Regions from separate parts of the Homo sapiens genome. Here regions 1 and 2 are each linked to region 3. Evidence: read pairs that join two places in POLR2A ChIA-PET (ENCODE). Cell type or tissue: CD4-positive, alpha-beta T cell. All regions are shown on one strand. Links, peaks and the distances in the headings refer to the core of each region. The heading gives the core; the rest is flanking DNA. Region 1 holds the start of LOC105369568 (a long non-coding RNA gene). Region 2 overlaps LOC124902787 (a long non-coding RNA gene). Region 3 overlaps ETS1 (ETS proto-oncogene 1, transcription factor).

Evidence for each region. Peaks named below come from ENCODE experiments on the same cell type or tissue, not always from the same donor. Only the 100,000 strongest peaks of a DNase experiment are listed, where the experiment ranks them.
Region 1: POLR2A ChIA-PET joins it to region 3 with 18 read pairs; 13 of 35 experiments call an interaction of 5 or more read pairs at or near these places.
Region 2: POLR2A ChIA-PET joins it to region 3 with 10 read pairs; 10 of 35 experiments call an interaction of 5 or more read pairs at or near these places.

What each region holds. Positions count from the first base shown.
Region 1 is chr11:128,619,151-128,629,805 of GRCh38, forward strand. It overlaps LOC105369568 (a long non-coding RNA gene), which reads right to left and starts at 3,096. Exons shown (of 7, transcript XR_001748441.1): 1 at 2,555-3,096; 2 at 1,732-1,836; 3 at 1,554-1,624. RefSeq lists enhancers at 2,561-3,760, 9,124-9,333, a cis regulatory region at 5,013-5,899 and a silencer at 5,241-5,290. In CD4-positive, alpha-beta T cell, for the core only: no CTCF peak of the experiment used is centred there; DNase peaks (open chromatin) are centred at 5,381 and 5,811; H3K4me3 peaks cover 491 bases; H3K27ac peaks cover 4,409 bases.
Region 2 is chr11:128,299,093-128,309,747 of GRCh38, forward strand. LOC124902787 (a long non-coding RNA gene) reads right to left here. Exons shown (of 2, transcript XR_007062946.1): 2 at 3,235-5,383. Among named protein-coding and RNA genes, the nearest start is that of LINC02098, 96 kb to the left of the region's middle. RefSeq lists a silencer at 3,547-3,636. In CD4-positive, alpha-beta T cell, for the core only: no CTCF peak of the experiment used is centred there; DNase peaks (open chromatin) are centred at 5,999 and 6,717; H3K27ac peaks cover 4,944 bases.
Region 3 is chr11:128,499,148-128,509,802 of GRCh38, forward strand. All of the region lies in intron 3 of ETS1 (ETS proto-oncogene 1, transcription factor), which reads right to left. Among named protein-coding and RNA genes, the nearest start is that of MIR6090, 18 kb to the right of the region's middle. RefSeq lists an enhancer at 4,407-4,701 and a silencer at 4,407-4,701. In CD4-positive, alpha-beta T cell, for the core only: no CTCF peak of the experiment used is centred there; DNase peaks (open chromatin) are centred at 4,724, 5,524, 6,534, 6,784 and 1 weaker place; H3K4me3 peaks cover 4,938 bases; H3K27ac peaks cover 5,000 bases.

The sequences.
Region 1 (10,655 bases), core at 2,931-7,930, 120 kb after region 3:
TGCACTCACCATTGAGTTAGGCTGCGTACAGCCAATTTTAGCTCTGCATCCCAGACTGCAAAGATGGCAAGTGTTCAGGAAAAGGAATGAGCTCAAATAAGTAGGGGAGTCTTGGAGAAGGAAGTAGAAAAGGCTGGAGTTGAAGACGACCAAAGGATGGGTAAATGAGGTGGAGGGTATTCCTGGGTGGGGAAAGAAAAGCAAACCTGAGGGAGGGTGCACCCGGATTGTATAGGGGGCAGCTGGTCAGGGAGATGGGTCGGACATGCAGGGCACCGGGCAAGGAGGGCCTTTGAGTTCTTGTCAGGGGACGTCCATGAGAGGCCAAAGAGCACCAGTGGAGGATTTTGAAAGGTGAGCGGCAAAACAGTGTAGGTGGGGGAGAGATTAATCCAACAGTGGTGGACAGCCCGGAAGGGAAAGAGGGGAGGGAGGCAAGTCAGGGGCCGCAGCAGCCTAGGCTGGGCAGGATGGGACTGAGGGGTGCACCGCAGGCAGGGGAGAAAATGCCAAGTCCGAGCATTTCTGAGCAGTAGCATGGACTGGGAGTGTCGGTGGAAAGCTGGCTCCTGGGTCTGAGTGACTGGGTGAAGGCAGGGGCAGTCTCTGCAGAAGGGCAGGCAGGGCTGGGGGAGGCCAGGAAAACAGATGGGGAAGGGGTCACTTTTGAGGAAACCCAATATACAAAATAAATTAAAGGGAGCTGCCCTGGTTTGAAAGTAGAGGCACTATGAGCCCTAGCCCTCAGCCCCCCACCCTCACACTCAGATCTCGAGGACTTCCCAGAACAAGGCTGGAAAGTCCCTGTTAGAGCAGCTGAAGATCATGGACCAACCCTGGGGCAGAGATCAGGGTCAGAGATGAAGATCTGGGGTCACCAGCATGGAGCTGATAACTAAAGACACATATGGCATCACCCAGAAGGACAGAGGCGGTGCAGGGCTGAGCGGTGGGGAGGCTCCCGCTAAGCACCCACCCTGTTTTGCCATTTCAAATGCCAGCTCCACGGTGCCACAGACACCATCTCCTGCTCAGGACTGTCCTTCCTGCACTGCCTCTCCTGTATCAGATTCTGTCTGACTCCATCTCTCCCTCCCTTTCTATGTGCCCCTGGTCCAGCACACAGCCAGCCTCCTTGTCTTCTTTGCTTCTTTCTCTCTTCCTTCTCCCACCTGCACAGGCACCCGTCCATCTGGGCTCCTTGCTTTAGACTCTCTGAAGCTTCCCACCGCCACTGCCCCCTCATCAGGTCTTTTTGGGTGGCATTTCTGATTTATTTTTAGCCCCTGTGCTATCCTGAGGATGTGAACAATATTCCTGAGTCATGATTTTGCACGGAAACAGAGGCAGACACTCCCTGCACATCTCTGAAGATGGCTTATCAACCTCTCGCCAGGCCTACAGGGGAGAGAGCTTTATCTGACAGTTCCTCTTCTGGATGGACGTTTTTCCTTCTTCTCCTCCACCTCCAGCTCAGCCTCCAGCTGCTCCAACCCAGCGGGCTTCAGTCAGAGAAGCCAGCTGTTCTGGGGCAGCAACTTGAGCTAACTTACCCGTATCCACATCACATCCTCAGCAGAGTTGGCTTCAGGAAAAAGGGATTGTGCGAAAGCCTCTGGTGTTTCTGTTATTGAAAACAGAGAGCAAACCAGTTCAGAGAATGAGCAAGGTGAAACTGTTTCTAAAGAGTCCTGTATTGGGGGCCAGAGACTTGGGTTCTAGGCTTGTCACCTTAAACAAATCACTGAATTCCACTCAAGGAGTATTTTCCAAATCCCTCCTCTCTGCGAGGCTCCAGCCTGGGTTCTGGTTTCACTTGAGTAAAACAAGCTGATCCTAGTAAATCATAATAATGGCTGTATTTATTGAACAATTACCACATGCAATGCAACATACTAGACACTCAGAAACACTGACATTTTTCACAGGAAGAAACTGGATCTCAAATTGTTAATGAAGTGGTATGGCCAAGAAATCCGGATTTAAAATCATTTTGGTGTCATCAAATCCCAGGTATATCCACTCCAACTCTCTCTTTCTTCCTGGGCCTCTTCTAGCCCCAATCGTTACCTGCCCCCATTGCAGAAGAAAGAATAACCAAATCTTAGACAATTACCCACTTGCCAGGTGCCCCGGCTGGCAGGGTAAAATTCAGTGTTTGGGGAGCTCAGAATGATGAGGGATTTGGAGATCCTTCACGCTACGGAAAACAGTCACCAAGCAGGACCCCATGCTTGGCTAAGCCTGTGAAATATCTAGACATAAAACATCTCTGCCAGCCAATGCTCCCAAATGGAGAAAAAAACATTTTGTGTCTGTGGCAAGATTTCACCCAATTCTATCATCCAAATTTTTAAAAGTAAATTCATTTGAATTTTGTCATGTAGTATCCAATGCGACAGGATCATCAAGTGTAAGATTACAGTGTCAAACCGGAAAGACCCAGCTTCCTGGCCCCTTCTCCCATGTCCTCTCTCTCTCTGTCAATCTCTCTCCCTCCCTCCCTTTTCTCAACAGCAATGCGCTTCCCCCTCCCCTGGCCCCACACACATACCTTTGGCTGCAGCTTGAGAACCACTGCTTGCCTTTTAGATGCTTTGTGATTTCCCAATAGAAAATATAAAACGATGTGCAAATTACATGGCTGGGGTAAGAGGTGGGAAAGAGAAAGAAGTCCTGAATCAAACTCAGAGACTAGTTTCTTCCAGATGGACGTGAATAATCCCAAGGGTGTTGCTCAGAGAGGGGCCGGTCTGCTGACCATGATGCAAGTCCTGGGACCCGGCTGTTCCCTGTAGGATATTAGTCACTTCATAAAACCTCTAGGCCAGTTTCCCAGGCTGTGGGGCCCTATAGGCAATTTCCCATAGGGTCTCAGAGCCTGAGAACCTGTGCATCTTACTGCCTGGTGGTCGGTTCATGTTGCAGCAGATGTGATTTGCCTCTTGAAACATGACTTCAGCAAATGTCTCAAGACAAAGCTGTAAACTTTCTTAACTTCTCTCGCAGAGGGAGCTCCAGGACCCAACCCAGCATCCCTCCTTCTGGCCATGACACGTGTCGGAGCCTGGGGAAATACAGAGCTTTTGCCTTGAGGAAATGCCACACGTGTGTTTCCAAGAAGCCACACGCTGGGAGTTCCAGGGATGTTCTTGGGGCAGATGAACGGACAGCAAAGAGCTTGGAGCAGGAAGTTCGGTCCCCAAGGCACTTCCGAGAGGAAGCTGAGGAGGGAGAAGCGTGGACTCGTAGGTGGCCAGATTCAGAGGTCACTCAGCACGAGTCCCTCCCACAACACTCCTGTCTTGCAAGCCTTGGGTCTTAGCTGAAACTCCACCTTCCCCTCCCCAGCAACTGATTTCACCCTTGGATTCCTTTCTAGGTTTTAACATTCTTCAGCAGCTGACAATCACATGGCAGGGCAGGGTGGTAGGGATATCTCATCAATGATGGAGTAAGGAAACACACTTATTCATTATTCACTAAGTCTATCAGCCCTAAAGGTTTCTTATTTCCAAACAGGAAGGAATTCAGATTTAAAAGAGGGAGAGATCAGAATGGATGACGATTAGAAGAAGAGAGGAAGAGGGAGGCAATGCAGCCAAGACACCAGACCAGGAGGGGAAGAGCTCCAGGCATCAGATATCTGTGCTGGGCGGCATCGCCCGACCCACAGGTGAGCACAGGTCCAGCTGGGGTCTTATGAAGAATGTTCTTGTGTGGACGTGAACACAGTCAGCGATGCTGTAGAGGTGACTCCCTGGACACACTCCCTTCGGGTGGCCCTGATCACCAGCCACTTGAGTTCTTGTGTCTGTGTCTTGATCTATCCCCAAATGATAATAGCAGCTTAGGATAAAGCTAAAAGCATGCCTCCTAAAAAGCAAAACTGGTATTTTCCTTCTTGATGATGAAATACATAAATGTGTCACTTTGTAGTGAAAAGGTGATGCCTCCGTAATCAGAGAGGTCACCTTGAGGCCTGAGTATGTAGTTTGAGGCTGAGGGCACAGCCGTTTGTTCCAAAAGCTCCTTGCAGTTTTGCTGTTGCTTAGGTTAGGTGGTTGTTTTTACTTTTTTTTTTTTAAACTTGTTTTTGTAGTGGCATCAATGTTCACATTCTATGAACTCTGTCCCCTAGAACCCAGACATCTTTTCTAGAAACCAAGATATTGTTTGCTTCCTTGAATTGTCTTTAGAAGTGCAGAATTTAGGAATTAGGAAAGTGATGGGTGGATGTCACCCTGCCCCTTGTGATTGACTCCTGAGAGTTCGGAGGGTACCACGCCCACCATTGACTTAAGCCGCTGTCTTTTCTTGTGTTTGTGGCCATCATTGCCCCAGCTGTGCTAAGGAGACCTGTGTCAAAACTTACATCCCACATTCCTGCTTTCCACAACCTATTACCTGCAGTGTTAACCCTAAAATGCCCACATGTATTGAGCTGGTCTTCTGCATTTAAGGATTTATCCCCCGTCCCCCAGCACCTCTGTGTGTAGGGGTAGCGTTCATAAACCTGAGTTTGCCTTTGTTTTCTGCCCTTGTTAGACCCTGGTACATGCAACAGACTCAGATTTATATTCGTTGTAAAGTTGTAAAAATATTATGAAGTCATCAATTTTCCTTCCGTCTCCACATCGCTTAACATCTGATTCACAACTTAATGTATGTCCCAAAAAAAGAAAAGAAAAAAAGGTTGGGGGGGAGCAAAGACAGGCTCTTTATCACTTAAAAGCAATAAAACTAGACTGTTCTACATTATATAATAATTAATAAATAAAATAAATAAATGTATCACTTTAGTTGTGAGGCAGTAGTGTCAGCTAACATAAAACTAACATAAAAACCAAATAAGATTTAAAAAAAAAGGAGTCCAGAATCTGGGGCCTTATCCTTTATTCCAACCCCCAAAGTCAACTGTCTACCTGCAGTATGGGCTCCTCAAATCCCTGGGAGGGGCTCTAAACCCACCATTGACCTTTCTTGAAGGTCTACCCAAGAAGCTTGACTCTGAATCAAAGAGTAAAGGTCAGGGCGAAGGAGAAATCAAGAAGCTTGGGAGAAAACAAAAAGAACATGCCCAGGCCATCCAGGGATCTAACTTGCCAAGTTTTAAACCAACCTTCTGAGCTCTAACAAAATGCACACCCCAGGGTATTAGGACTGATTTACTCTGGCCTGAGGTGACTTCCTGTTTTTGAAGAGAAGAGGTGGGTAGCAACTCAGAGATGGGTTCTGGGCACCGGTCGGCTTTGACAAAACAGTCCTCGCTTGACTTCAGCATAACTGGGGCAGATAGGGCGAGATAGGATTACTCCCCAAACAAGAAGTTTCACAACCAGGCAGGCCGCGTGCCTAGGAGAGCGGGCAGCGGGGTTGGGGGGTGGGGTGGGGGGATGCCAATGCAGGGGCGGGGCTCCCGGGCCTGAGAGAGAGGTGACAGGCACCGGTGAACTTGCAGGGTGACTGGCTTCAGTTGTCTTTTTTCAGCAGGAAACCAAAAAACAGTGCTAAAAGAAGGTGACTGAGAATCAGGAAGACATACTAGCTGCTACTGCCTGTTGCCGGCCTTCTTGCACTTACTCCCCCCATTTAATCACCAGAAGGGAACTCACAGAGGGCAGCAGCTCATTGCAGGGACCATAGAACTAAGGTGCACAATCAGCTCAGTAGGGCAACAACCCACACTGAATTTTTTAAGTAAGACCAAGTTTCAAATACCTCAGTCAATAAAAGCCAGCAATTAGACCACGTGTCCTGTTTCAATAACGAGAGTGAGGTTGCCACCACCATGGGCAGCAATAAAGTTGTGAGCTTGGCTCTGACTTTGCATCAGGGGTGCCCCCGGCTCGGCAACCACTCTACATCAAACAGCTCACAGATCCCCTCCTCCACTCACCCTTTTCCCCCCCGCAGGTGTTCTTTTTCTGAATAGCAACAACTACCACACCCCAGCGTGTTGTTTGTTCACTGGTGTTCCTCCATTTTACCTTGAAACACAAGAAAGCATCCAATAAATAATGGCTAAAAGAGTGAGTCAATGTAGGAATCTATTATCTACGTTTTTCCAGCCAAGCTTCTTATGAATAAGGCCCACGATCAGAGTTTTACAATTCTGTATCTTCTCGGTGTCCTGTACCCAGTAGATGCTTTAATAAACACGCACTGACAGATCAATTCCAGTGGATCCTAGGTCTGGATGAAAAGAAAGGAATAAAGGACAGGATCCCAGAGGGCAGGAGGGCCCACACTCGGTGATGCTGGGTGTTACAGAGAATGCGCCTGTCACCAGGATCCCGACACTTAGGGTGCTCACTCAACACCCCTGTGCCTGGACCTTGGCTTGCCTCAGCCCAGAGAATGCTGCCTGGCAGTCACGTTCCTCCCCCACCAACTTCTCTTTTCCTCGGACGCTCTGTTTACAAGCTTTCCCCAACCTACACTCAGTGTGACCTGGTCTCCACGCGGTTTCTGACATTCCCACACCTAAGTCCACCAGACCCACTTGCTCTTGCACCCCATTTAGAGATATGAAACCCTTGGTTTTTACCTAGCAATCAATCTAACTGCAGCTGACTTTCTCCAGGGGTGAATCTCTCTGACTAGGAAAGCACTATAAATTTGAGGGTGGGATAGGAATAAGACTGGAGAAGGGTGGAAAAGACCCAGTCATCTTACTTTTTTGTTCTGTCTAACAATTGCAGGTGCTTTCATACAAACCTGTTGCCCTTAGCAACCATCCCAAGGACTGTAAGTTAAGGTTTCCATTTCCATCCCACAAACAGAGCATGAAGGCACAGAAAGGTCAACCCTCACAGTATGCTGCTGGGGCACAGTCCTTCTGGCCCGGCTCCCACACACAGACTCCCTGTGCAGTTCTGTGGGGTAGTCCAACCCAGCACAGGATCTGGGATCAGAGAGACCTGAGTCTAAATTATGCCACTGCTAACCTTGAAAAATGTATTTAAACTCGCTAAGCCTTGGTTTTTCTCATGTGAAAATTAAAAAAACGAAACATCTAGCTCACAGAGTGTGTGTGTTATTTAAATGAGATAGCAGCAGACACAAAATGCCTGGTCTGCATCTAGGCATTGCAGATATTTGATAGGGCAAAAGTCAGCATGTAAAACTGTTTTTTTTTTTCTAGAATGCCAGGCACAATACCAGGTTCAGCAAAGCTTGCAAAAATAATACTAGCCACCAAAACGAATGAGAAAAGGGAGGACAAAAAAGGAGAAGAAAAAGAATTAAGGTAATTAGTCTATTTGCACTAAAATAATAATTGTAACAGTAAGTAAGCTAGCTGCTATTTGGATGGCTGGAAAGTTGTTAACCACAACATAATGCAGTGATTGCTAATATATATATTACACAGAGGAAGGATGGAGGGACGCTTTCTGTATAGGAAGGCCTCACACAGTACCATCTGAAATGGGTCTTTATGGATAAGTTGGACTCTGACAAGGAAGGAAGAGAAATGTTAGGCAGAAGGACTCACACATCATAAGCCAACACCCTGCGTTTGGAGGGGGGCTGAAGCAGGGGCCGCCTAGGGAAGTGTGCGGGAAAGAGACTGGGAAGGTAAGAGGGGCCATACCATGAAGGGCTCGGTTTGCCTGACTGAGAAATGAGACTTTATCTCTGAGGCCTCAGAGGTTCCCAGTAGCAGGAGGTGGGGAGACATGACCATATTTGCTTTGGAAAGAACTATGGTGGCTGGGTAGGGGACACAGAGGAGGGGAAGTTGGAGCAAGGAGACGATTAGCAGTCACTCCAAATAGGAAAGTCACACATGGATAAATGGCACCATATGGCAAAAACAGTGAAATCTTCAACGTCAAAGGTGAGCCCCAGAATCACTAAAAACTAAATCCTAGGTTGGGTTCCCTGGCCTAGGCGATTCCTCCGCCTCTGTGCAAGAGTCACCATGAACCCTATCTCTGCCTTCCAGCTGCCGTCCAATCCAAGATAAAGGTGAGTAATCCAAAGGAAAGAGCCCCGAAAACCAAAGGGAATATTTATTTTAAGTAGTTTGACGTCTGTAGGAAGGGGGAAAAAAATCTACCAAGGCCTGAATGGGGAGCCATGACATTCACAGAGCCTAGCCATTGTGTAAAGAGAAAAGTTCCTCAAGATTATGTTTGTCCAAGAAATCAGACAGTTTACGGTCCCCAAGTCAAAACACTCAAGGATTGGAAGCCAGAGTTTCCTGGGCTGAACCCAGTTACTAACTAAAGTGAAAAGGAAAGAGTAATGAGATGCCATGAATTGTTGTTAAGCGGGTGGAGTTGGTTGCCAAGGCTTGAATCCAGCAGATGCAACAGCAGAAACTGGGGCTTGCCAGGCCCCCCGCCCCCGCCCGCTGCCCCACCGCCCACCCTGACCTGGCGCTGCTGGGGTCACTGTGACTGGACCTACTCACAGCTGCAAACACCCTCCCGCCATGGGACACGGGGGAGCTTGAGCCTGGCTGAGTCATGTAAGCCAGCCAGATCAGTGCCAGGCTCGCCCCAGAAATCAAAAGAGACCCCTCTCTTCTTGCTACTTGGGTGACAGTCTATACTGGTGTCCTGCAACAAATGACCACCAGAAGGAGCATGCCAGCCCTCCTTTGTCCTTATTGGAGGTGTTGTGAGAGGTGGGGGAGATTTTATCACCTATAGGAGAAGAGGATAAACCCAGGAAAACCGTTCATGTAAGGACAGTAGGGAGGAAAAGGGGAGGAGAGAGAAAGAATGACAGGGAGGCTGCCACGCCCTTCCAGAGCCTGCTCTCCTCCTTCCTCACCTAGCTCCTTCCACATCTACCCTAAATGAGCTCAGGAGCTGAACTTGGTTGCCCACAGAGTTCTTATCAGGACCACCCTGGCTGAAACACTGAGGGAAGAAATAGGGACAGCGATGAAGAAAGAGTGCTGCTTGACATTGCCATGTCCCATCTGTGCGTCAAGTCACTGAATGTGACCTGTTTGCAGTAAGTTAGAATCCAGCTGCCGCCTGAGAAAGAAATACACCAGGCCCCTCTGGGCAGGTTGTGTGTGTCTGGGGTTGCCCAGTGACCCTGGAGATTGCTCAGATGTCTCCCACGTGATCACACCCCGGTGGCCTTCAGAGAGGTATACACTCTGAATTAGGGCCACTGATGGAGTGGCAAGGTGTTTGGGGCTTGAAGATTTGCCAAAGTGTAAGTCTTAAAGATTGTATTTGTGGAGAGATCCTGAAATGTCTCCACATTTGGGAGATATTTGTGTTTGAGGGTTACAGAGCAAAGATTCTCTTATCAGCACAGCACGGGGTACAAGAATGGCAAGTTTAGCTCAGCAGTCAAAGTCATGAGAAATTCAGAGGGAGGTGTGAAATTTCTTCTTAAAACTGAAAAGCAAAAACATTTCACAAACAAACGAAAAAGGAAAAACCACAGCTAAAATCCGTAAACTATTAACTATATCTGTTTATTAACAACAACAAAAAAAAAAGCAGATGGAGAGCTTTTTCGTTAATAAGCTAAAAAGTTCGTGTTTTTGTTTTCTGTAAGCCTGTTTTAAAGAAAGCTCCATTTCTCATGACTGACCTTCTGAGAATAGAATGAGGTGTTTTCTGCAGTGGAGTCTGATTCTTTCATCACTACCGAAGAGCACTGAGTGATCACCCACACTGCATGGCAGAAAACAGAATGTACTGTTATACCGCATTGATGCCATCAAAGTGTTTGTGGAGTGTAAAATTAATATTCGGCTTATGAGGGTAGGCCGGGGGAGAGGGTGGGTGTTGTTTTGCATCCCACATCAGGACACCCTGTATTTAAACACACTTTGTGTCATCGAGGGTGCTTTCAGAACCCATGCACCCAGAACCAAGTTCGGCCGTCAGCCACATGGAAAGGCAGCACCCCATCCCTTCCCCTTAGCACTTCCTGACCCTTCTCCTTTTGCTTCCTACTCCTAGTTTTCCCCCTTCCGCAAAGAAAAGAGTTCTAAACCAGATCACAGTAAGACCTTAGGGATGAAAGTAGCCATCCCCTTCTGAAGGTGTTTGCATTCTACAGAATGGAAGGATTCTGGCCAGGGCTGCAGCAGGTAGTGGTGAGCATGAAGCCAGGAAGGCTAAGATCAAAATCGGGGACCCTGCGGGAGATTGGAGGGGACTTCTGAGTGTACCTCACATTCCATCAGATAGGCCCTAATCATTTTGCCAAAGGGAGGGATTTGAGGGGATCATAGCAAAGGTTCTCTTATCAGGACAGCCCCAGGAAGCCCTGCAAAGGTGAGGAGAGACAGCCAATGAAGGATGAAGCTGTGTGAATTTTAGCTTCAGCCTCAGGTTCTGCTCAGCAAAAGTGGAAGATCTGGTCATTTATAGACTCCTGGACTTAAATCAAAAGAGCCAGAACCTCGACATAGCGACTCCAGGAGCTAGGTGACACTGAAGTCACCTTACCCCTCCATATCCTGTAAAACAGGGATGATCACAAGAGAAAGTTGTGGAGCTGAAATGGGCTGATGCACTCGAAGGCTTTTTCACTCAGAGACGGTCAGAAGACATTTGCCAGATGATTTCCAGATGTGTCAGAATGGGGAGCACTCTCTTTTGAGCAGGATAGCTCTCTCCCACACTTAATGTATGCCTGAGAGGAGAGAGAGAGACAAAGAATGATCA
Region 2 (10,655 bases), core at 3,723-8,722, 200 kb before region 3:
GGGCAGGGAGGTGTCCACGTTCCAGGCAACATCATGGTCCAGTCCCTGTTCTGAAGACGTGTGCCTCATGCTTAGTCCAGAGCCTGCAGTCAAGAAAATCACCCTGTCTGACCCAAGGAAACAGCTCAGCCTGGTCAGAAACAGGCACTCCTTTAAGTGGCTGTGAGAATCATGTGTGCTTGTGTATTCACATGCTTGTGGCTCATTTAGTCCCAGAAGGAAAGAGGGGGTGGCAACGCAGGTTATTAACAGGATAGGCTGAACAGCAGGACCGGTCTGTGGCTGATTTCTGCTCTTCTCTGCCTTCTTGACCCAACCTCCATGCATGTTTCTTATTATGCTGTGGATTTGTTTTGCACTGATGGGTGGGAAAAGACCGGTGAAGCAATAATCGTGTAAGTGAAAGCAATGACTCTCTGGTGTCCTCTACAAATTTCCCACAGTCTTTGCTAAGGCCTCAGGGCCCTTCAGGGTTTAGAATTACAGCTTTCAGTAAATCTCCTTAGACTCACACTCACATGTGCTGTAGTGAGACAGCACCAAATCTGTCCTGACAATTCTTCACAAAGCCAGAACCAGGCCCTCTGTCCAAACACTGATCGGTGATGAGGAGTAACTGTGACAATAGCAGCTACCATTTAGTGTGCAGGGAGTGCATGGCAGGCCCTATTCTAACCCCTTAAATGGATTCACCGATTTAACCCTCACAACAGTTTTTGGTAGTAAGTGCCATCATTATCCACCTTTGACAAATGAGGAAACTGAAGCACAGAGAGAGGTGAAAGACTTGCCAAAGCTAGTTATCAGAAGAACCAGCACTCAGGCCTGGACAGTCAGATCTTAACCTATAAGCACCACCACTTTTCAGGGACCCAAGAATGAAAAAAGGACAAGAGTTTGGAGTTATTTCACTTCAACCTTAATATCACCAATTAAGGAAATGAAACATTCATTGAATAAGAACAAGAATGTTTTCCTTTACCAATGGAGACATTTTAAAGTAAGAATTGCACTTAGTTTCTGTCCCAATAGGGTTGCCAGCCATAAGTTTATGGTGTGGTTATCATATTTCAAAAGATTTTAGTGGAAAGATCTATGGGAAAACTGTTGAGTGGAGAAATCAGCTGTGTTTTGCCTATCAAGATGACACTACTGACCCAATGCAAGTTAGGCTTCTATGCTAAGTAATTTTTCTAGTTGTGTTGACAAGTTGTCTTGAACCATCCAAGCCTCATCTTTTCTTCCCTGTTGATTAGTTGGGGATGAGAGACAGATGATCTTGGTCTTTGGAGAAGTGTTTTATTTTCTTGTATTCAAAACTAAATAACCCAAATGAGGCAGCTTTGCCCTCACTAATTTTGTGTTTGTACCCACTGAACCATCCTCTTGCTTTCATAGGAATGAAGGAAAAGAACAATTTTGTGATGGTAGCTGGAAGCCTCCCAGGTATGGAACTTGAGCAAAATGCTTCTAGGAAGCATTTGGAGAAAGATAACAGCAGGTAAAATGCCAGTTAGAGGGTCCACTTATAAAGAAGAAGTCACAATTTTGATGTTTTCACCCAGCTTTTCTGTGGTCTCTTTTTAAAAAAATAAAAATACATACTTTTGATAACTTACTTTCTCTTAAGTGATAAAGTTCATGTAACTCTTGATGAGGTAAAATATATCCTAGGATAATATTATTCTAACCTGATTCTAAATCGTATGTTTTTTAAAAAAAATGTTGTAGTGTTAGTCAACTTTGGAGATCTAATCAATATAGACAGCTCTGAGGAGTAGATCACTTCCCCTACATTTTTCTTATTTTTTTTAAGAGCAAGTGTTCTTAAACTATTAGGAAGGTGTGTGTCATGTCATTTTTCATCTGTAGCCACATTTCCTTTGAAATTAAAAGGAGATAAAAGTCCCATCTGTATACTGCTAGCAGAAAAAAATTGCCATGAACTTTCCCCAAAGACATTATGAAAAGCCTTAACAACAAGCATACGTGAGAAAACAGCACACAAAAACCTTGGAGTCAACCTAAATGTCCATTAATACATAATATGTATATAAATAAATACAATAAAATAATATATAGCTGTGAAAAATAGAGAATAGTTAAATAACATAGAAACATGGCCATACTGCACTGTTGAGTGAAATAGCAACTTGCAAAGCAACAATATGTTAGCCCAGTTTATAAAAACAAAAATACATGTGTGTATATTTGTGTGATATGTGTTGTGATACGTGTAGAGAAGGACAAACTCAAAAGATTCATACAAAGCATACCAAGACAGTTTTTTCTTGGTTGTAAGACTGTATGATTTTCAGGCTCTTTTTTGTTTTGCATTAAATTTTGACTATAAAATGTAAAATAAATCCTTGAAAATCAATATTTTAAATTTTATTTCGCAGTACTTGCACTTCACTGTAATTCTTGGTGTTGCTATAAAGCTGGTTATATTTACTACTATAATTGATTCTCAACATTCTGTCCCATATTCAATTCTATGTAATGATTCTTATTCTGACCAGGCCTTTTAATAAAGATGGTTGCCATCTGGCCAGTTGTATCATTTAAGTTTTATCTTCTGCTGCTGATCATCATTAAGCTTTAAAAACCAATACTTTCATTAATATTTATACTTTTTTAAATTTTTTCAAGGTACAATAAATCATTAATTAGCCCATCTTCACGGTATGTTTTCCCATTTCCTGGGCTATGTGATTTCAGTCTAGCTGCAGTGTCTTCAAACTGCACCTCCTAAAAGCAACAGAATGATTCAACTGAACAACTATTCAACTATTACTTGACTATCCACAGGTGCAAAACATGACACCAGGAAGAGTGGGAACGACACCAATAAACAAAAATGAGCCCCTGATGTCAAGGAGCTCAGTCTAGGGAGCAAGAAAAACACAGGCATAAGTAATCCCAATGCAATGATTTGAAAAGCAGTAGACAAGCACTCATTCCAATTCCTAAATGCATTCTGCACCTCTGCCAACTTCTTACAAAATGCCCATTTGCTTTATTCTTATTGACATATTACAGATTGGAAATGTCTCAGAAAGGGAAAGCATGATACTGTACATCTTCAATAGACATAAATGCTCAGAAAGCAGGGACCTGCTTATATTTTCCTATGATGGTGACTTATTAACTAAAATCCAACCCACCCGTTTGGGAACCAAATTAGATAAGTTATCTCTTTGTGTCATCCCAGTTCACTGGCTCACCACTCTCTGGACATATAAACACTCTGTTTTATTTCGCAGATGAGGAAATTAGAAGACGGGGGAAACTGCAGCTTGTCCTTTTCTCCTCAAAAGCCCATTTCAAAGTCCACATTCGATTGCGGGATTACGCTTAAGAGGTGGGCTTCAGATCTTCAGTTACTTATCCAGCTGCAGGATGCCCTGCACTCCAGTAGGTGTTTAGAGTTTGAGACTGGACAAGTGAAGAGTCTCAAGGCAGAGCTGACTCCACCTACCGTTACACTGTTGAGCAGATGAGAAAACCAGGCTTAATGTTTGTTACCAGTGTCTCTTCCTATTTCTTACTGTGTGACAATGATCGGTATCTGGTTGCCTTAGAGACTGTCAGACCTGGCATCTCTGCGTATCTGCAGAACACTCAGTGGTTTCTGAAAACAGGTGTGGCCTGGTTGAGTGTAGCATAGCCACAAGTTTTTTTTTTTTTTTCTTTTTTTTTTTTGTTTAGGTTGCTTTGACTCTGGTGGCTTTTACCAACTTTCCAAATGTCACTCCCTCTACCTCAGGGGCTATTTGTCAAAGTTATTGGTAAACTAGTTTCTTACCTGTTTTTTCTCTTTATTTTAAGAGATAAAATACTAGATAGAAAAAAAAAGCTTACTGAAGCAAAAACTGGTTTTAAGTGACAATTGTGTGTTCGTTGTGGCTTGCACTTTGACAATTAGTTCTGGTCCTCTTGCTGATGGTGTGGCTTTTGAGGTAAATTGCATGAAGAAAACCAGTTCTCATTTGGTAAGCTCCAGTGGGTTGCAGAGTTGAGGGAGCTGATACTATCACCCACCACCATATATTTGGCCTTACTGGTATAGAGCTAATGACCAGTAAAGGTATTGAAAGTACATGGGTCAGATTAAGTAGGAAAAATAGACCCTATTCAGCTATGAACATTTCTCCAAAAAAAAAATGTACAAAAATGGAACTATTTGTAGAAAGTCTTAAAAATCAATGAATTTAGAAAAAGTTGGAGAAGCTGGGTATATTTTGAATAGAGAAGAGATAGTTTAAGGAAGTCAAGAGAGCTGACTTCAAATATTCAAAGAATAGCATGTGAATGCACAAATAACCATAATCTTTCAGGCCAAAAAAGTGGGCTGACGGCTTAAAAGGGGAAATAATTTGATCCCAAGAAGGCAATCCATTCTAACAACAAGAGCACATCTCACAGCAGTGGAACGGGTACCTCGAGACAATGAAAATTCCCATCTCAGGAGCCAACACCAGGTGGTGATTTGTCAGGCTTGCTAGGGAAGGATTCTTATAGCAGGAGGGAGATTGGATGAGACCTCTAAGGTCTTTCCCAAGTATAAGATGCTATCTATCTAATTAATTGTCAGTCAGACTCTTAGGGATTGTCCTGGGCTCTCATCTCTGTGTCGTTGAACTATAGATTCGCTTCTTCCTAACTGTGAGATAATTGAGTGGATTCACATCTTTAAGTCAGCATTCAGCAGAAAGCAGTGATGGTGGAGAGATAAATCCCCAGACTTTCCATCTGATTAATTGCTGTCCCAGAGCCTTGGTTTGGGAAGATCCAGGAGACCATGAGGTTCATCAGAGTTGAGAGTTAATCCCACATGAAATCAACCACTTGCTTCCCCTGAGAAAAAAATAATAATAATTTCCTTTTATTTTCTGGGTGTTTGGGTTTGAGAATGGGTTTGATCTTTAGTGTTTTTTTGTTTTGTTTTATATTTGTCTATGTTTGGTTTTAGGTCTGGAGTTCCAAAATGCAACATAATAAACACTTGCATGTCCAAAGCACTTTTGTCTGTTTTGCTGGTGAGAGTTGAAAGCAGACAATCTGCAGTCAAGTTTTGGTGTCAGATCAGTCCCCTGTGTAGCATGTAGTCTTGTGCATGCTGCTTTATTTTCTGGGTCGCCATTTTCTCATTTCTGAAATGGAGTAAGCACCGTTTTATAGGTTTATAAGAATCCAATGAGAAAATACATGTCAAGGTACTTTCTATGCTTTGAAGCACCTTTCAAATTTTAGTTAGGGTTATTTAAGTTTTCTGAACTGTGTGTTGTGGTCAGTGTAAGATATAAAAAGCTCTCTTCACTCCTTGCATTAGACATTTTTTTTTTCTCAGAAGTGACATTTCTTGATCTTCCCATAGGTTCTGTAGAAAAACAAATGATTGATTAGAACCATTGTTTTGGGTCTGCACTTGTAAGTAAAACAGAACATGAGTGAACACCTGGAAAATTATGTCTTTCTCAAACTTTCAACTCTAGGTTGGTATAAAATGACCAAATAGGCAAGCAGCAGGAACTATTGAGTTTCATTAAGCAAGGCTAACAACTAAGGTAATAAGCCTGGAAATTCACAGGAAAAGGAGATTCTCTCTATCAAACCCAAAGCTTTAAATCTTAGTGTTTATTAATGATTAGGATTTGACACCCCATAATTATTTTTGCTCTAGAGGGAAAATGTTCATAGAGAGTCCCTCGAACACCAGGCAGCAAAAGGAAACTCCCCCAGCAGAAGACAGAAAGCATTTCACAGAATGGGCTTAGCAGAGCTTCTCACGTGCTTGTGGAAAATAAAATGTGTGACCACACTGTACTAATAATCTCTACAAATAAGTATGTTGTTGCTTGATTCAGGCCTTGTGTGCATAACATTGTCTATATGTTTTGTTTTCTTTAAACAGAATCATAGAAGATAAGGAGCCACAAAGGTTCACTCTGTTTTCAAAGGTGCAGTCAAAATGTTACACTTCTAAACTGTGGCAACGAGACACACCCTGAAGAAAGAGAGCGTTACACCTTCACAAGAAAACAGAGAAACCAAGATACCTTGTGATGTCTTGTACATACCAAGAAAAATATGTCCTAACCTTGAAAGCCCATTTTGGGTGTGAGTGGAACCACATCATTACAAAACCAAAAAGCTGTATCTTTCTCATCCACTATACCCCTTCTTTTCCAAATGGACACCTGAGACTTTGAGCTACTTCATACAACAGAGTTTCACACTGGGACCTCCCACGTCTACCTGCATTTCAGGCCCGAATCTTTCCTGGCATCAGATTTATCATCAAGAACCTTTCTGTGGTTCATTTCTTGGGGCACAATTCTCTCGTGATGGGGACTAATCCCGTCAAATCATCCATTTTTGTTAACATTAATTGTGATATCCATTCCAGGTATCTGCTTTGTGTATAAAAAGGAAATTTCTGAAGATACAGCTTTATGTGAAAAGGAGTGATTTTAGTTGCAGAGGTTTCATACATAATGGGAGGCTGGTGAAAAAGATTATTCCTTGCTGAAAAACTCTGGAAAAATCATGCCATACAGAAAGCTGTCCACATGGCCTATGCATGGATTCAGTGCTGTGGGGGAAGGACATACTCTTTACACTTTTACAACTTCCTGATGTGAGTGGTTCACTCACAGGAAAAGGGGCAATGCCTTTGTACTGACACTTTCACCCCAAGTTTCCAGCCTGTGGAGTGGAAGGTAAAACTAAAGGCGGGGTAATCAGGCCATCATGAACAAAAATAGAAAATAGTGTCTTGGCATGCAAATACTGTGAATTTCATTTCTCTCTCTCCCTCTCTCTCTCTCTCTCTTTCTCTGCCCCCCATCCCCCAATCTTTTGAACAGTTCCAATGTTACTAGTATATAATTATGACAACTGGGCTTAAATTGAATACTAAGTTAATGCATTTTGACACTCTATTATTCATTAACTAAATTTCAGTTATTTAAGCATGAGATTAACAAACACTTTTGAGCATCTACTATATACTAGGCATTATGATGATTACTGGGGATATAGAGAGACCAGATGTGGTCCTTTCCCCAAGGAACTTACAGTCTACTGGACAGATAAAAATGAACAGTAAATGAAAATGCAGTTGCCCTGAACTCAGGGTACTATGGGAACTTATGGCAGAGATATCCAGTATAGTCTCACAGAGTCAGGAAAAGCTTCATGGAAGGCCATGATGTATGTGTTGAATCCTGAAAGAAACAGAACAGGAAAACCTGCAAAGAAAGACCAAGGATTTGCATTCTTGGCAATTAACCAGCCTAAAGGTAAGAGATATCAGGGTACCTGAGGGGAACTGTGAGTTTCCAGCTTGACCAGACACAAATAGATGAGGGAGAATTGAAAGACAAAGTCTGGAGAGAAAAGCACAGGGAAGATTAGATCAGATTTTGCATGTTTTTTGTATCATTTCCAGCCAAATGCCTGGTCGGATAGACCTTCTCAGAGGGTATGGCTTGAATGACTAAGGACACAGAATTATAATATTGTAAGGAATTTAGAAATAACTTAGTATTAACACCTACCCTCTGTGCATAAGTACTCTGTACAACATCCATACAGGTACCCAGAGCCTCTTCATTACCTTTGGAGGTAAATACCTCCAATGAGCAGGAACACACTATTTGGCAAAGCAGCGTTTTCCCTCCCAGTCTAAGAGCCTGTGATGTAACTGACCTTTCTTTAAGGAAAGATGATCTTATGGTCCCTGCCCTCAAGATGTTTACATTCTAATGATTGTGTGGCTTATCCATTAATCTGAAAAGAATCACAGATAAAGTAGATAATAACATAGACTAGGAATTAGCATTACCAGGTATTTCAGATTTGGGGATTTATTTCATCTTATTTCTGTGACTTAGGATATGATAGAGGACCAGATACAGTCCCTGCCATCAAAACCCTTACGATACAAAGGCCAAACATATAAGTAAGCATGTAGGCTGGGTGCGGTGGCTCATGCCTGTAATCCCAGCACTTTGGGAGGCCGAGGCGGCTGGACTGCCTGAACTCAGGAGTTCGTGACCAGCCTGGGCAACACGGTGAAACCTGGTTTCTACTAAAATACAAAAAAAATTAGCTGGGCATGGTGGTGTGCACCTGCAGTCCTAGCTACTTGGGACGCTGAGGCAGGAGAATTGCTCGAACTCAGGAGGCGGAGGTTGCAGTGAGCCAAGTTCAAACCACTACACTCCAGCTTGGGCGACAGAGTGAGACTCCATCTCAAAAAAAAAAAGAAAAAAGTAAACTTGTAAGGACACTTTATATAATTGATGTGTGTGAACAATATGAATGCATGTGGACACTGACCAACTAAAGTAAAGGTAGTTCAGAAATCCTGGGCAGTTCCCATTAGGGCTGCCTGAACGGAGGCTGGGAGCACAGAAAGGAGATGGAGCTACAAAACACATAAATGTAAGCTACACAGAAAAAGGGTCAATTAAACAAATCTTGTTGACTCTGGAGTCTGGCTCTGCATCCCTTTTAAGTGAAGGCCAGGGGCTTCCCACTGGGTTTAGGTTGGAGCTGGCCTGCAGGATAGATTGTGTACTGGATATCATGCAATCAAATCCTATCTGGAGACCTATTAACGGGCCTCATGTGGTGTTTTTCATAAGGAAAATCACCCTCTGTTATTTAATGGAGGTCTGTAGACTTTGAGTCTGTTTTATAGTGGGGATGTTCTTTGTAGATGACAACTACAGGGATTGGAGACATTACTTTAACCCAAACACTGTGGCAGCTGGGAAAGGAAGATTTTTGGAGGAAATGAGACTTGGAGAACACATCACATCTCATCATATAAAAAGCTGTTCATAGATTCTGTTCTGCACCTTCCTTTATTCTCACGTTGCGTATAAGTTACTTGCGGATATTCTCCTCCAGATCCATAAATTGTAAGTCAACTTCCATTTTAGGTTTCTCAGACCAAGTTTGTGTGGTCAAAATTAGCATGGAGTTACAAGCTCTTAACTCTGTACTTCTGCCTCAAGGGAACATGTTTTTCTGTAGATATTTAGAAAACTCAGCACTCAGTTTGTGCTTCACATTATGGGGTTCCCTTTTCTTCTCAGATAATCCAGGTCTTCCACCTTGGTGTTTCAGGACTATCATTATTTATACATTTTAGATTACACTGCCAGACCCTAAGGTTGTTCCAAGAGCTCTTGGCTGCACTGGACATTGTATTCTTTTCCTAACAGTGCTGTAAGAAATGGCCAAAAATTAGTGTTTAAAGCAATGTAAATTTACTATCTTCTAATTCGGAGTCAGACTTTCTAAAATCAGTGTGTTGGTATGGCTGCATTCCCTCTCAGTGCTCTAGGGGAGGACCCATTTTCCTTCCCTTTTTAGGTTCTTGATCCTATGTGCATTCTTTTGCAACCCTTGACCTGTGGCTTCTTCTTTCATCTTCAATGCCCACAGTGTATCTTCTTCAAATTTCAAGTCTCTTTCTCTTCCTTATTGTCTCTCATTTTTATAAGGCAAACAGTAAAAGCATATGGTCTCACGCCTTCCAGCCAAAACATAATCATTCTGAAGGGCAAAATATGGCATACAAATATTTTACATGTGGCCTCATTCTTTGGCTCGGTGGCGTCTTTTCTTCAACTTCAGCTTCTTCAGGCCAATCTGTGGGTATTTCTAGACATCTGCAGGAAAGCTCTGGAATTCTTGTATGTTGCACAGTGTTCCTAAAGATTGGTCATGCTACAGATTGTGCAGATTGTTTCTGTACCAGCCAGTCAATCAGCCAACAGATAATCAAGAAATATGTATTAAGTTTCTATTATTATACCAGGTACTCTGCTGCATGTAGGGGATACAGTGGAGAATAAGACAGATGTTCAAGCGTTATCAACAGACAGCATCAAAAAAGCAAGCAGAGTAGCAGAAACTGAATTACGGCTATTTACTAGGCATATCTTCAAGAGCAGAATAAGCAGAATGCAAACTAACACAATGCAAAGGAGGAAAGATTGGAGTCTGCGTCTATAATAAAACTGCACTGCACTAGTTGTTCAAGAATAATAGATAAAAATTAAAAGACTTAGATCCTGCATTCAGAAAGTTTTCAGTGTAAGTGGGCAGACAGAATATTATACATAAAATGATAAAATAAGTTAGCCAATTATAAATATAAATCAAGAGCAGGAGCAAGGGTACGGAAGGAAGAATTGTCTAGCAAGGTGAGGGAGCAATGAGCTCAGACCTGAGGGACTGTTGTGAACAGTCATGGAAGGAGGCTGGAGGCTGCCACATGTAGTGGGAGTAAAGAAAGATTTGGACTTTCAACAAAGCATTTTCAACGCTAAGGAATAATCGCTGTTGGTAGGGCAAAATCATTCTGTAAAGTACATCTGCACGGGTGTTGACAAATCTAGATGAAAGTTGCTACATAGATATCAGGTGTGGTTACAAAATCTAAGCTCCTTGATGGACGGGACTTTGCTTTATTCACCATTCTACCCATAGAACTCAAACTACTGCCTGGCACAGAGTAGGCAGTCAGTAAACATTTGTTGGTGGATAAGTGAGTGAACAAATGCAGAGACAGAGGAATGAGCAGAGAATTGCACTTTGGACCAAGGACAGTAATAAATAGACCCCTCTAG
Region 3 (10,655 bases), core at 2,073-7,072:
CATGACATAGGATAACCCCATCCAGGAAGACAATGGAGAATATCTGACAACTACATCTTGCTATAATCCCAGCTTCCACTAATTCTGGTTTACATAATAGCCTTTGAGGCCTCATCCTCTGAGATCTTGCAGATGCTGATGAATTGGGCTAACCAATTTATTTTAATTTCACTTAACTCCCACCTATAATTATCATTCCTGCTATTTGACTAGAACTGTATCTTTTAGAAAGCATTTTCTTGAATATTCTCATATGATTTTTCAAAACAAGCACTTGTAGTTATTATCTTTATCATGTAGGTGAGGAAACTGAGGCTCACAAATGTTTCTTAAGTGACTTAACTAAGATTATCAAACCAGTAAAGTGATATAACAAGGATTCAATCCCACATCTTCAGACACGCAAGCCACGTGTTTTCTCCCTGCACCTATTCACAGAATTAAAAGCAAATGAGGCAAAAATGATGGGGCATGATAACATTTCTTTTTTCATTTTCTCCAACATTTTCATTCTAGAAAAAGCTCTTTCTGTAGCAGGGAAGAACCTCAATCCCCGAGACTCTCTACCGACAGCAGGCTCCATTGCACGTCCTACCCAGAACTGGCCTGGTCAAACCTCGGCTCGGGGCCCACTTGGCACTTGGTCGGGGGGTAAAACAGGCATCGGGAGAGTGGTGCTGAGAATCACCAAGAAGGCCAGGCTGGGCAAGGTGTACGATGAGGAGTTTTCTCCATGGGCAAATGAAAAATCTGGGCAAACAAATGGAGTAGAGCCCGTTTATTTAGGCTGGAAGAGGTAAAGTTTTTCTGCACTTTTGAACTGTTTTCTCAAGGCCTGCCTCTCCCTCCCACGCAGGAAACAAACACAGAGACAGGCCTCTTCCAGTGAGGGCTTCAGTTGTTCAAAGTTAGCCCGGGAAGGGCAGAAGGAAGAAAGGCTTAGAGAAAGGAAGGAGGAACGGGGGCTAGGAAGGTGGTGCAGTGGCCATGGGGGTAGCCGCCAAGGGAGAAGGCTGGAGCTGGGATCAGACAGAGGAGGAGAGCTGGCCAAGAAGGGAGGAGAGAGGGAAGAAAGCAGGAAGCAGAGAAAGGGAATATTGGAAAATTGTAAACCAGAACAAAGAAACAGAATGCAGAGTGGCAATGGCCTGGGAAGAGGCAACAACCGACTCCCAATTAATGATGTTCAGAAAGCAACATTTTTTCATCAATTTTGAAAGGAAATTCTCTCTCAACTTTCTTATTTATTTATACATTATATAAATACATTTTTAAACCAAAAAAGGACCGTTTTTCCAATGGGAAAAAGTCTTGTTTGAGATGAAAGCCAGTCTTCAAAAACTTCTTAGAGGAAGCTGAAACCCCACATGTCTCGGTGCTACAGAAAGAAAAACAAAGTGGACATTCTTCCTGCGTTCTAAGGCTTTTTTATGCAGATGTGTTTTTCTTTTAATAAATAAATCTGGACTGAGAAGGAAAAAGCATACTCATACACATTCACACAGTGCAACTGTCTGTTTTCAACCCAGGGAAACCACAATGAAAAATAAGAATACGCAAGTCCATTTTCCCAGTACATCAGACAAGGATTCTCAATATTGGCAGCCACAGGCACTGAAGCAACACAGTATGCGTGCACACCCTGCTCCAGCTTCCAGATCCACAGAGGAGTACTTGATGATGAGTGGTCATGAGGGGCAGGGCAGGACCTGAAGAACGACCACCATACTTCCCCAGAAGTCTTCTCACTTAAGACATTTGGTTGCCCCATCCTTTTTGAGCTACACAATTTCACTTATAAGCCAAAATGATTATTTAAAAATGATTAGACACAACGAGTTTAAATCTGCCTTCTTATGAATTCTATCAATAGGCCCTTGCTTTGCTTGTTGAGAGATCAGCAGCACAAAGCAAATTTGTCCTTATCTGGCAGCTTTTCCCCTGCTTTCTTCCTCCTATCATCACTTCCGTCCAGGTTTCCAAACTCCGTGGTTCCTTCAACCATTCATGTTGGCATGGTTTTTGGCCACTCCCCTCGCTCCACCTAGAAGCATTCCTCTAAGCCTATGTTCCTGAAGAGCATCACAAGCATTCATAGGTGAACATCGTGCTTCTCAGAAGTTAAATGGGAACAATGAGATGATCATCTTACTCCATAAGCTTTGACTGGTGCAGACTAAGACAACACTGATCTAACAGCCTAACTACAAAAGCCACTCAAAGGACATTGCCAGGACCTCTCCATAGAAAGTGATACTGAACCAGTTCTGTACCTATTGACTGAATTTTATTAACTTCACAACAGGGCTTCACATTTATCCATATTAACTTCACTTTGTTTCGATCCATGTTTCTAAGAACTTTTTTATACCTTGAATCTGTGCTCATCCTATTAGCCATCATTCTCAGCTTTGCACCATCTGCAATGCACTAAGTGTGCTTTCTGTGTCTTTCTCTATTCTAAGCCCCTAATAAAAATGTTGAAAAGGCAACCAGCAAGTACTGATCCCCATAACATAACATCAGAGACCATGCATTACTCTGACACTGACACATTAATCAAGACCCGTTGGGTATAGTTGCTCAACCAGTTACAAATCCTCCTGACTTTACTATCATTAGATCCACATATCTTTGTCTTGACCACAAATATATCATGGAAAGACTCAGACAAAAGCATTACTGGAATCAAAATATGAGGTTACAATATTCAGTTGGTCTCCCACTTGTGGAGCCAGTTCTCCCCTCGAGTTTCTAAGCATCTGGCAAGTGAAAGGTGGCTGATAGTACAAATGGTTGAGCTGGAATTCAGACCCCTGTACAGTGAAATAAAGAAAGACAGAGAAAGGGGGTGGGGTGGAGAGAGAGAGAGAGAGAGAAAGAGAGCTGCAGCCACAGCATTGCTTTGCTTCTAGAAACAATGGGCAGTTAGAGAACAATGGCTACAGACAAAGTCTTGGTCTATTTATATCTGCCACTGTTAGTCCCAGACAGGAGGAACTGGAAGTCTGCCCTGTATGCACAGCTCCAACTGGACCCAAGTTGGGAGGAAGATGAGGTCACCAAGAAGGCTGCCTGCTTAGAAATGGGCTTCTTTTTTCTTCGTATAGTTGCTTCTTAGCCTAGAGGTTCTCTTAAGCTTGCTTGCCTTCTGCTAAAATACAGCCACTGCTGAGAAGGGAGAGATGAGAAAAGTAACTGCTGCTCTGCCCAGCCCAAAGCAATTAAGGCCTCTCTGTACAGAGGTTGCAGGAAGGTGGGAACGCCAAGGAAAAAATAACCAATCGATGGAGGTCAACTCTATGGTTTCTGAAACAACAGTCTTATTAGGTCTGTTAATTATACATGTTTAGGAGCACTATAAAGGAGCTTTTCCCTGGGAAAGTTCCCTCCTCATTTCTTTGGAGACAAATAAAGAGGCCAAGAGCTGAAATTCACAGATATGTATGCATTACATCTCAGGGACAATCTCTTCTTCCCTTTATTTCAGCCCCTTTTTGATGGTATCTCTATTTTCTGGAATTTCATCTTTTGCTCTAACATGGCTTTGGAGAGATACTCAATTTTAATCCTTCCCAAACTGTGTTACTTGTATCCTTAATCCTCCTACAGCCTTACTAAAAAGAGCCACCAGTAGATTAGCCTGTGACAGACACCAAACTGAACATGAGGAGAGCCTGGGCTGGGGAGGAAGGAACAGGGAGGGAGGCACAGGCCGTGAGCCCCTGCAGGCATCTCCTCCTGCATGCCTTCATTGTGAGTTTCCACCGACAGCCCTTAGCATTAATGCGCAACCAACAGTAAGCAACTGCACCCTCTGGATCCAGTCCAACCTTATAGCCTTAAGAATCCCACGTGCAAAGCTGGAATCTCCCAGAGGCAAGAAATTCAGGGCTCAACAAAGAGATCCCCTGAGCAGTAACTTCAGATTTCCACTCATGCCTCAAGTTCCTGTCACTAACTTCCCACCTTGTTCCTGGAAAACCAACATGTAAGGAGATATACAAATCTAAATAAGATTTTTTTTCTCTTTTTCCTTTAAATAGCTTAAAATATTTTACAGACAACATCCCAGATAATGTCAACCCATTGGGAGGGAACTAGTAGCAAACAGTTAAATGTTTTATAACTTAAAATTTTAAGCACAGAGCAGGCACATGCTGGATACTGCTAGGGCCAACGAACCCTAGGAGCCAAGAAATGGTTAAAAGGGATGCATCACGTTCCTTCCCCAGCCCCACATGCTCTTCATCAACTTCATAAGTGTGTCAAGATGCTCAGGGTCCAGACCATCTGGAGGGTGCGCTCATAAACTTGAACTACCAGGACAACAGATAATGTGCACAAGCCCATAACAAGCAAACATACTAGTACATCTTTCATGCTATGCAAATGGTGGAGACTGAAATTCAGATGAAACATTGGACCACCTAAAATAGACCAAACTGTGAAGATCTAAGTGAGTGATCTATAGGTCACCTGACCTGGTACGGTACTTCATTCAAACACTGCTTCCTTGACTCCTCCCCTATCCCCTGCTCCCAACAGACTAATTATTCCCTTCTCTAAGGGCCCTGCTGAATCATCCCAGTGTAATTCACAAGAGCCACATGGGAACCACATGGTAGGAGTCAGGAGAAGGCAGAGAGACACACATTCTTACCCTAAAGCAAGGCTGACATCAGAGAAGATGCAGAAATCCCCACCCTGAGCATGTTGGTAAGCACATGAGATGGCCGTCCCTCTGCCTATCACAGGCTCCAAAAAATACCAGCACGCCAGCTAAACACACCAAAAACCGATGGTGCCGCCCCAACATGGCACATCTAATGGAATTCAGGCCCCACACAGTGCAGTAAATCTAAATATATGTCCCTAATGAGGAGTCAGAAATCCTGAGACTTCGGGGATTTAGGCAATAATTGTGGGGACCCAGCTCAAGTTTCCTGCACTAAAAAGGAGGGGCCTAGAGAGATAAGCTTTGAAGGGAGCATGCTTATGCTCCCTAAACCATTACGCTCACTGCTAAACCTATCATACGAGCCTACTCCAAGGTTTGTGTAGACCTACCTAATCTATAATTTTGGCCTCTATATCTCTTTGGCTTTGGCCTTTTTTATGGCCTGGAGCAATAACTATCAGCCCGAGTCCTCTCCTGGTGTGTTCACACATTTCCCTGCCTCTGTCCCTCTATCCCGCCCTCACTATAGCTATAGGATGCATAAAGCCTTATCCAGGACCAAAAAGCAGAAAAGAGGAATTTACAGAATTTGCTATAAAACTTTAACAACTCCTTGGAGGGATGTTCTCTTTCCTTGCAACCAGACATAGTTATAAAATGGATGAAAAGTGGAGAGAAGGAGGAGCCAAGCTCTGCCACTGGTCAGGGGTCTTACACTATTCCTGGAATACAGAATTAGAAGACGCTTTCGATGTCATCTAGTTCAAACCTTTTCTTTTACTGGTGGGTAAAATGAAGCTCAAGGTGACATCAACTTGCCTTAAGTCACTGGTTACTAATTCTAGAACTCTGGCTCCCTCTCAGGATTTTTTTTTCCTCTACATCATTGCTGTTTACTTACAACAGTGGACTGGGAGGGAGAGGCTTTCTCCTATATCTTCACTACTATCAAGTCCTGGTTCATCATTCTGGATAAACACTACTCCTCCCCAAGTTATTAAGAATCACAGAGGAATGAGCCATCCAAAGATCTAATAAATATGATGGGATTTTACAGATTCATGATGCTATCCACTCCTATTTCAGGTTATAAGTCTGGAATACCAATGGTCAGACTCTAAGGTGGAAAAGCTTCCTCCTAGCAAAGATCCTTGTTGCATACCAGGGATATTAAGCAACTTTCAACAGTCAACTCCGATAGCATGATACCATGGTGTCTGATGGCTCTGAAATTTGAGGGTGCTATTCCTGTCAATCCAGAAAGAGTGAAGACTGCAGTTAACTTCAGTGATCTATGAACCTTTATCTAAAAAGCACTGAAAGGCAGAGTGCCTCATATCATTTAAAGGTTTTACACCACTACCCTTCTAGTCCTGCTGGTATTCCAAATAGGGTCACTGAGCCATGGTGATAGGGTTGAGGGAATACAACAAACCCCACTGACAAAGCCAGAACTTAATATCAGGGGCACTGGCCAGTAAGTTGAATCTGATCTATCTAATTAATGAAGCTATCTGTTGACCCCCAGAAAGGCCATGGCCTGAAGTAACACAAGCAGCTCTAGTTGTGAAGGCAAATGCAGTCGGAATGCAGAGACCTAAGGGTTCCAGGAAAGATCCACCTCATTGTGATCTCTTCTAGACCCCACAGATTTTTTTCTTCTCCTTCCCAATGGGCTTCTCTTTAATGGCCCCAAACACCCAATCTTCAGCATTCTATTGTTCCTGCTGCTGCCCCAGAGTCTCGCCCACACGGACCCAGGGCAGACAGCCTCAGACGCCTCTCCCAGTAGCAAGCCCAAGAGGGTGGTAAGTCGCCAGGCAGACCCAATCTCCAGATCAATGGGCGAGACCAACCAATGGGTGGCGAGCAGACAAAAAGTGATCAATGCAAAAGGCGGAGGGAGCTTAAGCCACTCTCCATCTGCCTGGGTAGGTGAGAAAGGGAGAGACTGGGATGTGCAGCCCTCATCCGCTGCTAATAAATGGCTCTGCCTCATCAGGAAGCCATTAGGAAATTGCAGCCACCACAGCCCCAAGCTCCCCGGACTGAACTGTCTGCATGCAGCTGGTGAAAGCGCTCATTATCTCTGTCCAGACGACACTAGCTCACTACACAGTGGAGCCTAACCAATGAGCCCTCAGAATAAACCCTGGGCTTGAGTGGTGAGGAAGGAGGGACTGAAAAAGTCCCTTGAGATTGGGGAGATGCAGCGCTCCCCCAGGTGTGTGCTCCAAGCTCCAGATCAGGAATACGAGCCCTTCTCCTCACATCCCAGCTGGACAGCATTCTTTTTTTCAGAAAGAGCTACTGACTGCTCATGAGCATGGGGCTTCTTTTGGGAGTGATGAAAACATTCTGGAATTAGACGTTGATGATGATGGCACAACTCTGTGAATGTACTGGAATGCACTGACATGTACACTTTAAGATGGTAAATTTTATGTTATATCAATTATATCTCAATTTAAAAAAAAGTAAATGTTAGAGAGAGAAAGAGCTACTGGCCCACTGCTATGAGCCCAACAATGAATACCTTGGTGATAGATCCCTCAGGCAGAGTTTCCCTCTAGTGGGAGAAGCAAACACCGCCTAAGTACAGAAGCAATAGCTATATGCTCACAACAGACGATGAGTGCTGGGATCACGGCTGAAGCGGAAGGTTTTGCAATGCAGAGTGAGTGAACTAGCGGGGTCCAGAAGCACTAGGGGAGGGGGTAGGAAGGAGTGCACGTAAGATGTCCTGGGTGTAGGGCGTGAGGGACAGAAGGCGGGCAAGGTGTCCAGGATGGCGCCCCTGGCAGTTGGTGGCATTACTGAAAGGGAAGACGAGAGGATGAGATCTCCCACAGCCACCTCCGCCACCTGGAAATCCTTGTGAGATGGAAGCCCCGCGATGCTCACTGGGAGACCGACCGTGGGAGAGGCTGGGCACGGGCCATTTCCAGAGGCAGACACCTGGTAACTGCAATTTCTGGGACCACTTATGTGAGGACTAAAGAGGAAGGGCCACAGGTTCTAGGAGACGAACAAAATCCCTCAAGTTCCCTACCCTAAAGATGCTCCCAGAAAAGGCTGCCGAGTGCTCTTTTAAAGTGATATGTGCATCTTTATACTTACATACAAAAGATTCTCAAGGGGAAGAAGTCTCCATCAGACAGGGCTCTTTCGCCCTCCAGTCCCTGGTGGGGGAGACAGAGGAAAAGCTGATAGGGCGGTGGGGTGTGGGGGCGGTGAAGGCTCACTGCACAGGAACTGAGGAAGGTGCAGTCACAACACTGTGATGCCAGGGATCTTTTTGGGAAATTCTTTTCCAAAAGGGATCATGAATTTTGGCCCCTGGAATGCCCCAGAGCACCTCTGATTGGTTCCCTGGCCCTGACTCAGATCGAGCCGGGCTCCACCCTCCATGAGTAAATAAAGGCAGGGACGGAGGGAGGGAGAGGGAAGGAGAGGGAGCGGAGTGGGCAGACAGGAACCAGAAGGCCAGCGCTGGTTCAGGGAACACACCAGATGAGATTTCAGCGACGGGTGGTGTGGCAGAATTCAAGACATAATTCTCTGAGCCTTACACACCACTCCAGTTGGGATTCAGCCCTGCCTTGGCAGCCGGCTCAGTGCTGCTTTATAATATACTGAATTAGTCACTGGATTAGCAAGCACATTTACACACAGTGGCGCACAGCTGTTTAAAGACGCAGGATCCCCTTTTCTAGGTGCCAGATTCTGGCTATAAATCAACCATTGCAATCAGCAACCAGCAAACCCCAGAGGTGCATGGTTCCTGCAGACATCTTCCTTAGGGGAAGCCTGCTAGAACTGCGATGGCCATTTTCTGGGGACAGGAGGGACATCTGTGGCAAAGAAGGAAAGGTCGGTGGGCTTTTTCTGTCTTGAATCTTATTATCTTCAGGGGGCTGCCAGGTCTTCACTGACCTGGACCTTCCCGGCAGCAGCCTAGCTCAGGAAATGACGCCTGGGAGAACAGGAGTTCTAATCCTGCCTGGCTGTATTATCAAGTACAGAGTTTTTCTCCTAAACCTTGAATGGCTGGGTCACCTCCCAGAAAAGAAAAGACTCCAGGGCAAAGAGGACAGTACTTCAGCAATTAAAATAATTTTAAATCCTGATAACATCAATTCCAAAAAACTGCCTTGTTGAAGTGGCAAGGGCAATGTCTAAAAATAATGCTTTAGAGTTGGAATCATAACTCAAGCCCTAACTCACGTTCGGTAAGAATGCGTGAGAGGCATTTGAAAATAATTGAACTGGCCACAGGGACGGCTCTGGCCCACTTGGTTATGGAGGTGTCAAGTGGAAAATTTTCTGTAACCAGGTTAATAGTAACCACAGTTTTAACAACCGCTGAAGTAATAACAGCGACAGCAGCAATGAACTTTTGTACAGAATTTAGTGACCTACAAGATAATGGTTTATTGAGCTCCTGTGGCAATGAAAAAGTATAAAAGTTTTCACAGGAATTATCTCTAATCCTAACAGCCCTGAAAGCTCTTTATTATTACCTCCTTTGTAAGGATCAGAAAAGAAAGGTTTACAGAAGTTAAATAATTTGTCTAAGGAAAAATTAGTAAAGATCAAGCCTGAATTCAAACCCAGGGCTGTCTTACCTCAAAACTCTGCTCTTTCAAGACATGGTGCTGCCTCCAGTGAGGAATATCATTATAACCAACATAATGAAAGGGACGCTGTGTGATTCAGGGACTCAATTACTTACTATCAAGCACCCTAAATGTAAATCCCTCTCCTTTGTCTTAGAGGGCTTAGGTACCCAAAGAGAAATAGGGTTTATCTAAACTCTGTATCGTAAGATCATGGTAAAAAGCCTGTGGCATAAATAAATCCACCTGACAAATATAAGAACCAAGAACCAATTACTAAATAAGGCGAATTTCATTTAGGCTCCTCTAGAACAGGAATTTAGAGAAGATTCGTAAAGAGATTTGTGACTAGCTCGTGTAGGCAGAGCCTAGTGTGTATTCTGCACCAGCTTTTGGAAATTCAAGTATTACTTCCTTAGAACTTGTTTGCCCATAAAAACACTGAAAATATTTTCTTACGAACCAAGGCAGTCGGGGGCAACTGAAGACTTGCATCATCTTTGCTCATCACTCTCTGCCTGCACCATGCCACTAGGCAGATATTTTGATCAAAGCCAGGAGAAACCAGCGGCAAGTCACCCAGGGCCCAATCTCATTAAAAAAACTAAATCGCTGTTCGGTTCACCCAGCACCCCAGATCCTTTGGAGACTTTGCAGTCAGCCTGAAATTTCAAAGTTCTTTCATCAGATCATCCATTACAGAAGAGGATGGGTGGAAGGCATGGAAAAGCCACAAAGCTCCCTGCAAGAGAGACCTTCAGAAATCCAGAAATAGATTCTTTATTTTTAAAAATCTCCAATTGAATCAGAGGTTAACATTATGTCCACCGTGGAGATGCTGATTCATTCTGTGTGTGTGTTTACTTTTCTACAAATGTCCCTCTTGCATCAAGTAGCTTCAAGCCCTAGGCTTGTGCCTCTGAACATCCCCTCCCTGGAGAACTCTCAAGCTGGGGTGGAGCTCTCACTTCATTCCTCAATTGTCTAATCTGGAGAGTGGGGGCCAAAGCACCAATTCTGTACACAAGTTTAGTAAATTTGGCTAGCCACCTTTCATGTGTCTACTTTGGATTTGAAAATGCACCATGGAAATCAGGTGAAAATTTTTTTTTTTTTTTTTTTTTTTTTTACTTTCCCACTACTAACACATCCCAATGGTAGATATGTATAAGTGAAATGAGTGCGTTCTTCCTGCCCCTATAATGACAAGCCTGACAGAGAACACATCACACAGAAGAATGTGCCAAGAATCAAGACCTCTTAGAAGAATGTTAGAAAGTTTTCTCTCCAAATGGATTCTGTCTAAGTAGGAAGGCCTTGGCAACTAGAAAGGTCTAAGATCAAATTTATGACTT